Linked DNA regions of Homo sapiens: region 1 is linked to region 2. The links are chromatin contacts, found by Hi-C in ENCODE. All regions are on one chromosome and are shown on one strand. Each heading gives the region's core, a stretch centred on a gene start or an enhancer-like site at or near the end of the contact. The rest is flanking DNA. Distances are from core to core; before and after follow the strand shown. Region 1 holds the start of GTPBP4 (GTP binding protein 4). Region 2 holds the start of DIP2C (disco interacting protein 2 homolog C).

Region 1 (4,361 bases), core at 1,329-3,828, 300 kb after region 2:
TGAGGTGAGGGATGGCAAAAAAGTAAGACACAGTTCCTGTCCACGAAGAGCTGGCTACTTCTTTTGGAAACAAGATGTACACAAGGAAGCATCTAGGTACAAAGCAGCATGTGACTCGTTCTGAATGAGTTCCTGTGGGGATCCAGGGAAGTGGCCGACGGGCCCAATGGAGCACTCATAGGACCCTCTAAGACCGGATGCCTACTGATGGCTAATCCCCATGTAAAGGCTCCTTTCAGGCAGGAAGTTCAGTTCTGCAAAATGTACCTTTCATCCATCAGAATTACAGCAACGAGAAGGTAAAACAGAAAAGACCAAACCCACAAAATAAAAAGGTCTGAAAAACAAAGCTTTTTACTGAGAAGTGCCTCGCAGTCAGAAGCTTTGCAGAGTACCCTTGAGAGCATCCTTTACTACAGCTGAGAAGTACCTTTCTGTCACAAGGTACACACTCAGAGGCGTCCTGGCAGCTGGAACCTGCTAATGCAGTCAGGAACTGGCAATGTGCCTCGTACTGCAGGCAGCATTTGCGACACTCCTCAGAAAAGGCCTTTAGAGTTTGGCTTCCCCAGAGAAGCCCAGAAGTGTATGATAAAGAAGCTTGCTCCTAGTGGTGTAGAATACATACTTGCCCCCAAGAAGCTATACTCTGCCACAAAATCACAAGAACAGGCAAGGATGTTGATTCTCATCAACACGCACATGGTGTAAGATGCTTGGTACCTTATCATTGTTATAGCTCTGGGCCCATGATGAGTCATTATGGTTGTGCATTCACAGACATGCCTTTGTAGCTGAACAAGTTAAAAGCAGGTGGCTCATGCCTGTAATCTCTGCACTTTGGGAGGCCAAGGTGGGTGGATCACTTGAGGTCAGGGTTTGAGACCAGCCTGGCTAATATGGTAAAACCCTGTCTCTACTAAAAATACAAAATATTAGCCGGGAGTGGTGGCAGGTGCCTGTAATCCCAGCTACTTGGGAGGCTGAGGCAGGAGAATGGCTTGAACCCTGGAGGCGGAGGTTGCAGTGAGCTGAGATGGCGCCACTGCGCTCCAGCCTGCGCGACAGAGTGAGATTCCGTCTCAAAAAAAAAAAAAAAATTAAAGAAAGGATGTTTGCCCATCTGAAGCAAAGTATTGACTGGACTTATCTAAATACCGGATTACAAGAAAAAGAGGAACTGGCTATATCAGAGTGAGAGAAAGTGGGAGAGGTTGAGGAAACATACAAGAACCTAAAAGAAAGGGCAATAAGTATGAGCATAGCTTTGCTAATCTCGGAAATGGTGGCCAGAACTGTCCTGTGGTTTAGCAAATGATCATAGCCAGCAAATCCTAATTACCCTAGAAGCTTCCTTTAGAAGTGCCACAAAGATGTAGGAGGTATGCTTATCCGCCTTGTGACACAAAAATGGAAGCATAGTTAATAGATGAGAAAAGCATGACCCAGAATGATTTTCAATATTGGAATGCTGGGAATTTATGAGAGGTATTTTCGCGTAAGAATAATAGGACTTGTTTAAAAGGATTGGAGAGTGGGGGGCATCCCAGATGCGTGAGAAGCAGTATAGCTAATGGTTAGAAGCAGGTTTGCTGGAGCCAGGCTGCCTGGGTTCAAAGCCCACCTCTGCTGCCTGTTAGCTTGTCAGCTGCACAACCACGGGGTGCTTTCGAGCCTTGTGTGCCTTTGTTTCCCCATGCACTTCATGAGGCTGTTGCAGAAATTAAACGAGTTAATATATAGTCAGCAGCTCTGAACACTGCTTGACTGAGTCAGCCCTACCTAACGTTTAATTTAAGGGATGTGGCCCTGGGTTCCCAAAGGGAGCGGCCACTCTATTCACAAACATAAAAGCAGTAAAGGCTCCATCCTCATCAACCTTCTCCTCAGTTGGACCCCACAGGACTGTCTCTCGCAACTGTTCCCTGGGCTCTCCTAAGGCACTGCGCGGAACCAGCTGCACCTCTTTTGCCTTAGATCAGGCTTTCCCTTCTCCGCCCGTTTTGGGATTTAACAAGCACGAGAAAGCAGGGCTGCAGGGAAGCCGCGAGGGCCTCCTCACCACGGCCCGGGATCAAGTCCCACGCGCGAGGCCGGGGTAGGGGCGTCATCTGCTCCACACCCAGAGGCTGGGCACGCCCCGCACGCGCGGCTTCCTCCTCCTTTGCGGGGCTCGCCGCGACCCAGGACCCCCAGACTCCCGGATCCCCTAGACCCTCTGGACTCCTAAGCCCCGCAACTCCCAAATCCCAAGACCCCGGACCCTCCAACCCTGGCCCAGGGCGCGTGGCTGGGGGCCTGAACCCGCTCCAGAAACCCGCAGGGCAGTCTGTCGGAAACCCCCGCTTTACTCAGCAGGAATTTAGTCTCCGCGCTCCCCCTAAAACCCGGGCGTCCTCTCCTCTGTACCCTCGCTCCTGAGGCCCTCACACGCCCTCCGTGGCTGACCTCCAAGCCGGGCGGGTGCGCTGTGCGACGCGGAAAGCGCCGTAGAGCACGCAGAACACGATTGGCTGAGCTCCCGGAAGTGACGTACCTCAACCGCCCGACAGTGGAAGTCCCACCTGCGCCCGACGGCGGAAGTTCCGGGAGTGCCAAGTACCCGCGTGCATACGGCTGCCGGCATGGCACATTACAACTTCAAGAAAATTACGGTGGTGCCGTCCGCCAAGGTAGGCGGCCCCGGGAGGGCCACTGCAACTTTCGCGTTCTCCTCAGCTGGGTCCCCGGGGAGGGTCCGGGCCTGTAGCCGTGGGAGAGCGGTCGCCTTCCGCTCGCCCATCCCCCGCTCCTGGGCCTGACCGTCTGGCCGCGTACTCGGGATCATTTCCCCTCCCCCAGCAGAATCCGGGGTCCACCAGAGATCGGATCCCCCAGAGACCGGGGTCCACCTAAGACCGTGGTCCACCCAAAGACTGAGGGCCCCCAGAGATGGGGGTACACCCAGAGTTGGGTTCCCTGGAGGGGCCCCGGGTGACGATGTGGGCGAGTGGAGGGGGACCCCGACATGTGAGGGAGGAAGCGTTCCGTGGTCCGTGATGAGCCTTCGGATTCTGGGTTTGGCGTAGCCCCCTCCCCTCTCAGGAATCCTGGGTTCGTTGTTCTCGTGATTTAACGTTTCATAATTTTTAAGTCATTCTCTTTCACTGTTAGATTTGGGAATACCTGTTCCTTTTCAGACCATAGTAGGCCCAGACTAAATTTTTACAGCGTTGGTTGGTGTGGCAAGAATGAGTCAACAAGTGTTGAGTATTAGGACTTTTTTTTTTTTTTTTTTTTTTTGAGACATAGTTTTTCGCTCTTGTTTCCCAGGCTGGAGCGCAGTCTCGGCTCACTGCAACCTCCACCTCCCGCGTTCAAGCGATTCTCCTGCTTCAGCCTCCCGAGTAACAGGGATTACAGTCGTGCACCACCACACCCAGCTAATTTTCGTATTTTTAGTAGAGACGGGGTTTCACCACGTTGGCCAAGCTGGCCTCGAACTCCTGATCCCGGGTGATCCTCCCGCCCCGGCCTCCCAAAGTGCTGGAATTACAGGCGTGAGCCACTGCGCCCGGCCCTAGTATTAGGACTTTTAAGAAGTCACGTTTTTATGTAGTGAACATTCGATTTGGGTCGCAATTACACAGACATTGACGGGCAACTGGAGCCTCCCAGGGACTCCTGCACGAGAGGGAGTTACTGAAGTCCCTGCAGAGTGACTGTTTTCCCCTCGTCAGTGCCTCCTTTTCTTCAGGTCTCAAGGACGGGATGAGCTTGCCTTGGAAAGCTTTGTGGGAGTCTCGTATTTTACCTTCATAGCAAAAGTTGTTTCCCCACTTCTCTCCACCATTTCTTATTTCTTCCTGACAGTTGTTCTGGCACATCTCTTGATCGATTGTAGTATTTTCTTTCTTTCTTTTTGAGATGGAGTCTCGCTCTGTTGGCCAGGTTGGAGCGCAGTGGTGTGATCCTGACTGCAGCCACCGCCTCCCAGGTTCAAGTGATTTTCCTGCCTCAGCCTCCCGAGTAGCTGGGACTACAGGCATGCGCCACCAGGCCTGGCTAATTTTTGTATTTTCAGTAGAAGTGGAGTTTCACCATGTTGGCCAGACTGGTCTTGAACTCCTAATCTCAAGTGATTCACTTGCCTCAGCCTCCCAAAGTGTTAGGATTACAGGCATGAGCTACTGTGCCCAGCCAGATTGTAGTATTTTCGAGTGCAGGAGTCATGTCTTATTTGTATTTTTGGTCAACCATCTCTCAGGTTTGTTGAAGGAATTTGCTCTTTGGATTATATGAACTTTGTTCATGTTATTGACTTATGTGGAGAACTTTAGAATATATTATACACCATCCGTCTTCTGTTCTGTGGAGTGAGA
Region 2 (4,096 bases), core at 587-3,086:
GGCTAGCAGTGGGTGGGGGAACCCTCAGATGGGGCTCGCCCTGCTGAGCTCAGGGGCGCTACGCTCTGCTGACCTGGATGGGGCACTGACACTTCACATCAGTGTGATGCAGGCAGCACAGAAGCCCCTGTCCTGAGACAGCGAACACGGAGGGTGCTGCAGGCAGGGGTGCACCTGGGCCGAGACGCAAGCCGGGAAACCTACCCAAGGCTGACACAATCAGATAACCAGGGTGGGCCTTTTGCAAATGATACACTCCTTACCCACCAAACGAGCTGTCTGCACTGCACAATCTACTTACCAGTTTACATCCGAACCCTGCACACGGCAGCTCCCGCCTCCTAGCCATGCCCTCCTCATCCTCAGCTCCTCAGGAGGGCAGCAGCCAAGCCCACAGGCCTGGAAGACTCTGCCCCCCGCCAACTGTGTCACGTTACAGGACACTGACACACCTCGCGGAACCCCACATCTGAAACTGAAAAACAGTACCATTTCCCGTCCCCAGAAGTCTGGAAAGGCAGTTGGCTGCACACCATGGCCCCTGCTCACTCCCTTCTTTGCCCTGAAAGTGTTAAAAAGGAAAACATAAAGTCAACACCAGCTCCTCCCTGCCGGTGAAAATTGGCACGAATGAGTTTACTTTCTGGCTGCCGGCCCTCACAAAACCGTTACCCAAAAAAAGTTCACCATGCTAAACTGCTCCAAATATAAATGTGAGACGCGCCGGCCCACCCCCACCCCACCCCACGTTACAGGAATGGCCTGACCAGGATGAGCCCAGAGACGGCTAAATGCACATCAAACATTTCAGATTTGGGAACTTCAGTGGTTTTGGGGAAAAGACCTGGCAAAGCCCGATCTGAAACTTATGACAGTTGAGCACATGATCTCCGCCATGAAGAGCAAATAAGAGGCGTACACAACCCTCCATAAGACCGCGGTGGCTGATCTGCCACAAACCCTCCTACGAGAGGACCAGGACGGCAAGGCCGGAGCCCGGCCCGGGGGGAGGTTGACGATTCCGCCCAGCCCTCCCCGCGCAGCGCCCGCGAACAATGGGGGTGGGATCCCCCGGGCCGCGCCAGGACCGCTGCACGGCCTGAGCCACCAGAGATCGAACCCGGGGTCCAACGACAAGTTTCGCATTGAAATCTGGCCGGGCGTTCCAGGCCGAACCCGCCAGCGAGGAGGTGGCGCGCACCGCGCTGCTGCACCAAGGACGCCGCGGCTCCAGCGCAGAGCGCACGGGAAGGCCGATCCCGCCGGGCCCGCTGCATCCTGCGTCCCCGCGCGGCGCCCAGGCCCCACAGACACCCCCAGGGCGCGGGGGGATCGCGGCCCCACAAACATCCCAGGGCGCGGGGGATCGCGGCCCCACAAACACCCCCAGAGCGCGAGGGGATCCCAGGCCCCACAGACACCCCCAGGGCGCGGGGAATCGCGGCCCCACAAACGTCCCCAGAGCGCGGGGGATCGCGGCCTCACAAACGTCCCTAGGGCGCGGGGTCTGGGGGTCCGGGGGACGCGCACGCTCCGGGCTGGGGTCGCACCTCCCCCTCCGGGCCCGGCCCCCGCCCCGCCGCAGGCCCCGCGCCCCCAGCCCTCCGCGCGCGGCCCTCCCCGGTGACAGCGCGGCCCGGCCCGGGGCGGGGGCCCGGTTACCTTCCGACAGCTCCAGCTCCAGCTCGGCCAGGCGCGCCCGCACCTCCAGGGGCAGCGCCATGCCCTCCAGGCTGCGGTCCGCCATGCTCCGCGGGCGCCGCGCCCCGCACGGCCTCCTCTTTGTTCGCAGGCGGAGGTCTCGGCGGCTCCTCGCGCCCGGCGGAACCGCACCGAGGAGGAGGCGGCGGCGCGGGCGCGGGAGGCGGGCGGCGGGCGCGCAGGGACCTCCCTCCCCTCGGCGCCTCCTCAGCGCGGCCCCGCCACGGCCGCCTCGCGCGCCCCCGCGCCCCACGGTCCCCGGCCCGCCCCGCGCGCGCTCGGCCCCTCCCCGCAGGCGCTGCGGACCCGGACCCGGCCCTGCTGCTCTCGGCCCCGGCCCGGCGGGAGCGTCTCTGCGCGCGCGCGTCACGGGGCCGCGGGGGCAGGGCGCGCGCGCGCGGGGCGCGAGGACGCGCAGGAGCGGGAGCGCGCGGGGGGGCGCGCGGCCGCGTCGGCGAAGCGCGCGCTCCCGGGGGCGCGCTCGGGGGCGGGTTGGGGGCTCGGGGCCCGCGGGGCGGGGCGGGGCGGGGCGGTCTTGTCTGTCCTGGGCTCTGCGCGTCCAGCGGAGCCTGCGGGCCCGGCCCCAGAGCCTGGTCCACCCGGCTCCCTGCGAAAATCACGTCCTGGAGCCGCAGCTTGACGTCTGCGCGAAAACTCGCAGTGCCCCGGGTCTTGGAGGGCTGGTTTTTTGTTAATGAACATTTTAAGAGGCGGAGACGGAGCGCTAGGCTGGAAGTTTCGAATGCAACGACCAGCAGATGACCTTGAGCGACTCTGAGCCTTTGCCTGGAGGGTCAGTGTCCCCATCTGTGAAAAGGGGATGGGAAGACAAGGTTGGGTCACCTAATCTCCAAATGCCAGGTGGGCCCGAAAAGCCTGGCTCCAGCCCTCCCGGAACAGGCTGCAGGCCCCAGGGTTCCCACCGTCCTTCTCCTTGTGGGGCCATCAGCTCCCAGCCTCAGTGCCACCTCGGCGAGGCTGAAGCCCCGTCTGTGCCTCTAGTCCTGACCATCTGGGGAGGCCCTCGCATCTCCAACCGTCCACTGAGCAAACTTCCCTGGAAGCCCCTAGACACCCCAAACGCCACAAACCCTAAATGAAGCCAGCTGCTTCCAGTGACTCTTAGTCACTGGAAGTTCTGCTTCTCAGAACCGCCCCCGTTGTCTTCATCATCACCTTCCTCTGTCTCCACACATCCTCCCCAGTCTGTTGCACAAAGCCCCGACGACCTGGCCTCCTTTTCATCCTTGTACCCCCTCTTCCCAGCCCGGCCCCTCCCTTAGGCCCAGAGCTTCCTAAAGACCTCCTCGCCTCCCCGTCCTCCACGGGACATTGGCCAGCGCTGGCTCCCGGAGGCCCAGCTGCACTCACTCCCCTTTCAGAGTGGGCCGCAGGAACACAGGTCCCCCACCTCACCCCCCTACCCCTACCCCCCACCACCCCCCCACCCCGCTTCGACCGGAGCCCCCACCAGCCGGGACCCACCTGCACGGCAGCCTTGCGGCCTCCACACTCCGGCTCCTGCAAACAACGCGGCTGACCCGCAGCACCTCTGCTCCCGGCCTCCACCCCGGAGAGCCTGCCCCTTCTCTGCCCCTGCCACCCACAGCCATCCCTGACCCCAGGTCCAGAACAATCTCTCTCCTTTCTCTTCCTGCACCGGCCACTTCCCGCCCTCATCACGTTTGACCTTTTTTATCTTCTCTGTATTCTTTGTGAGTGTAAGCGCCTGGAGGACAGAGCCCATGCCTCACCCACCTTTGCCCTTCCCATGGATCTAGCAGTGGTGGCAACCGCCAGAGGTGTGTGCATTTCCTGTAAGGATCGGTCCTTTCAGTGGGGAATTGTGAGAATGACATTCGACGATGAGCTGGGAAACAGGAACCCCAAACCCGTGTGCTTCCTGCGCCGAGCCGTGTGCCTCCGCCTGGTGTGCGCCGTGGGTTCGTCCTTCGCTCCAGACTGCGTTCAATGCAACAGATACGGGTGGCACAAGCATGTGGCCCCACCATCATCTCTCCCCTTTGCATGATAAAGAGACCGACCAGCAATGCAGGGGCCGTGGGGAAGATCCCACACAGCCCCTACACGTCACAGATAAAAGTCCTTAGAGACAGAAAGGGGAGCAGAACCAGGATTCAAACCCCAGTCTCCAAAGCAAAGCCCTGAGTTCATTTCATTACAGCAAAGATGCACTGTGCATTCCAAGCAATAAATGGTGTCAAGTCCATTTAGGGCGGTATAATGTCGGAATAAAAAATATATATTCGCGGGCCAGGCACGGTGGCTCACACCTGTAATCCCAACACTTTGGGAGGCCAAGGCAGGTGGATCATGAGGTCAGGAGTTCAAGACCAGCCTAGTCAATATGGTGAAACCCCATCTCTACTAAAAA

The links. Hi-C counts contacts between places; a loop is a spot of excess contacts on that map. Pooled maps may share reads with other maps.
Region 1: a loop to region 2 is called in a map of chondrocyte, with 6 times the contacts of the local background. The contact joins the promoter of GTPBP4 here to the promoter of DIP2C in region 2. A Hi-C loop is called at or near these places in 1 of 168 maps with a recorded cell type or tissue (chondrocyte) and 7 of 50 pooled maps.

Annotation. Positions count from the first base shown.
Region 1 is chr10:985,856-990,216 of GRCh38, forward strand. It overlaps GTPBP4 (GTP binding protein 4), which reads left to right and starts at 2,579. Exons shown (of 17, transcript NM_012341.3): 1 at 2,579-2,672. The coding sequence starts at 2,625. It also overlaps a transcript of LARP4B not described here. RefSeq lists an enhancer at 4,326-4,361.
Region 2 is chr10:687,832-691,927 of GRCh38, forward strand. It overlaps DIP2C (disco interacting protein 2 homolog C), which reads right to left and starts at 1,837. Exons shown (of 37, transcript NM_014974.3): 1 at 1,663-1,837. The coding sequence starts at 1,747. RefSeq lists an enhancer at 2,212-3,147.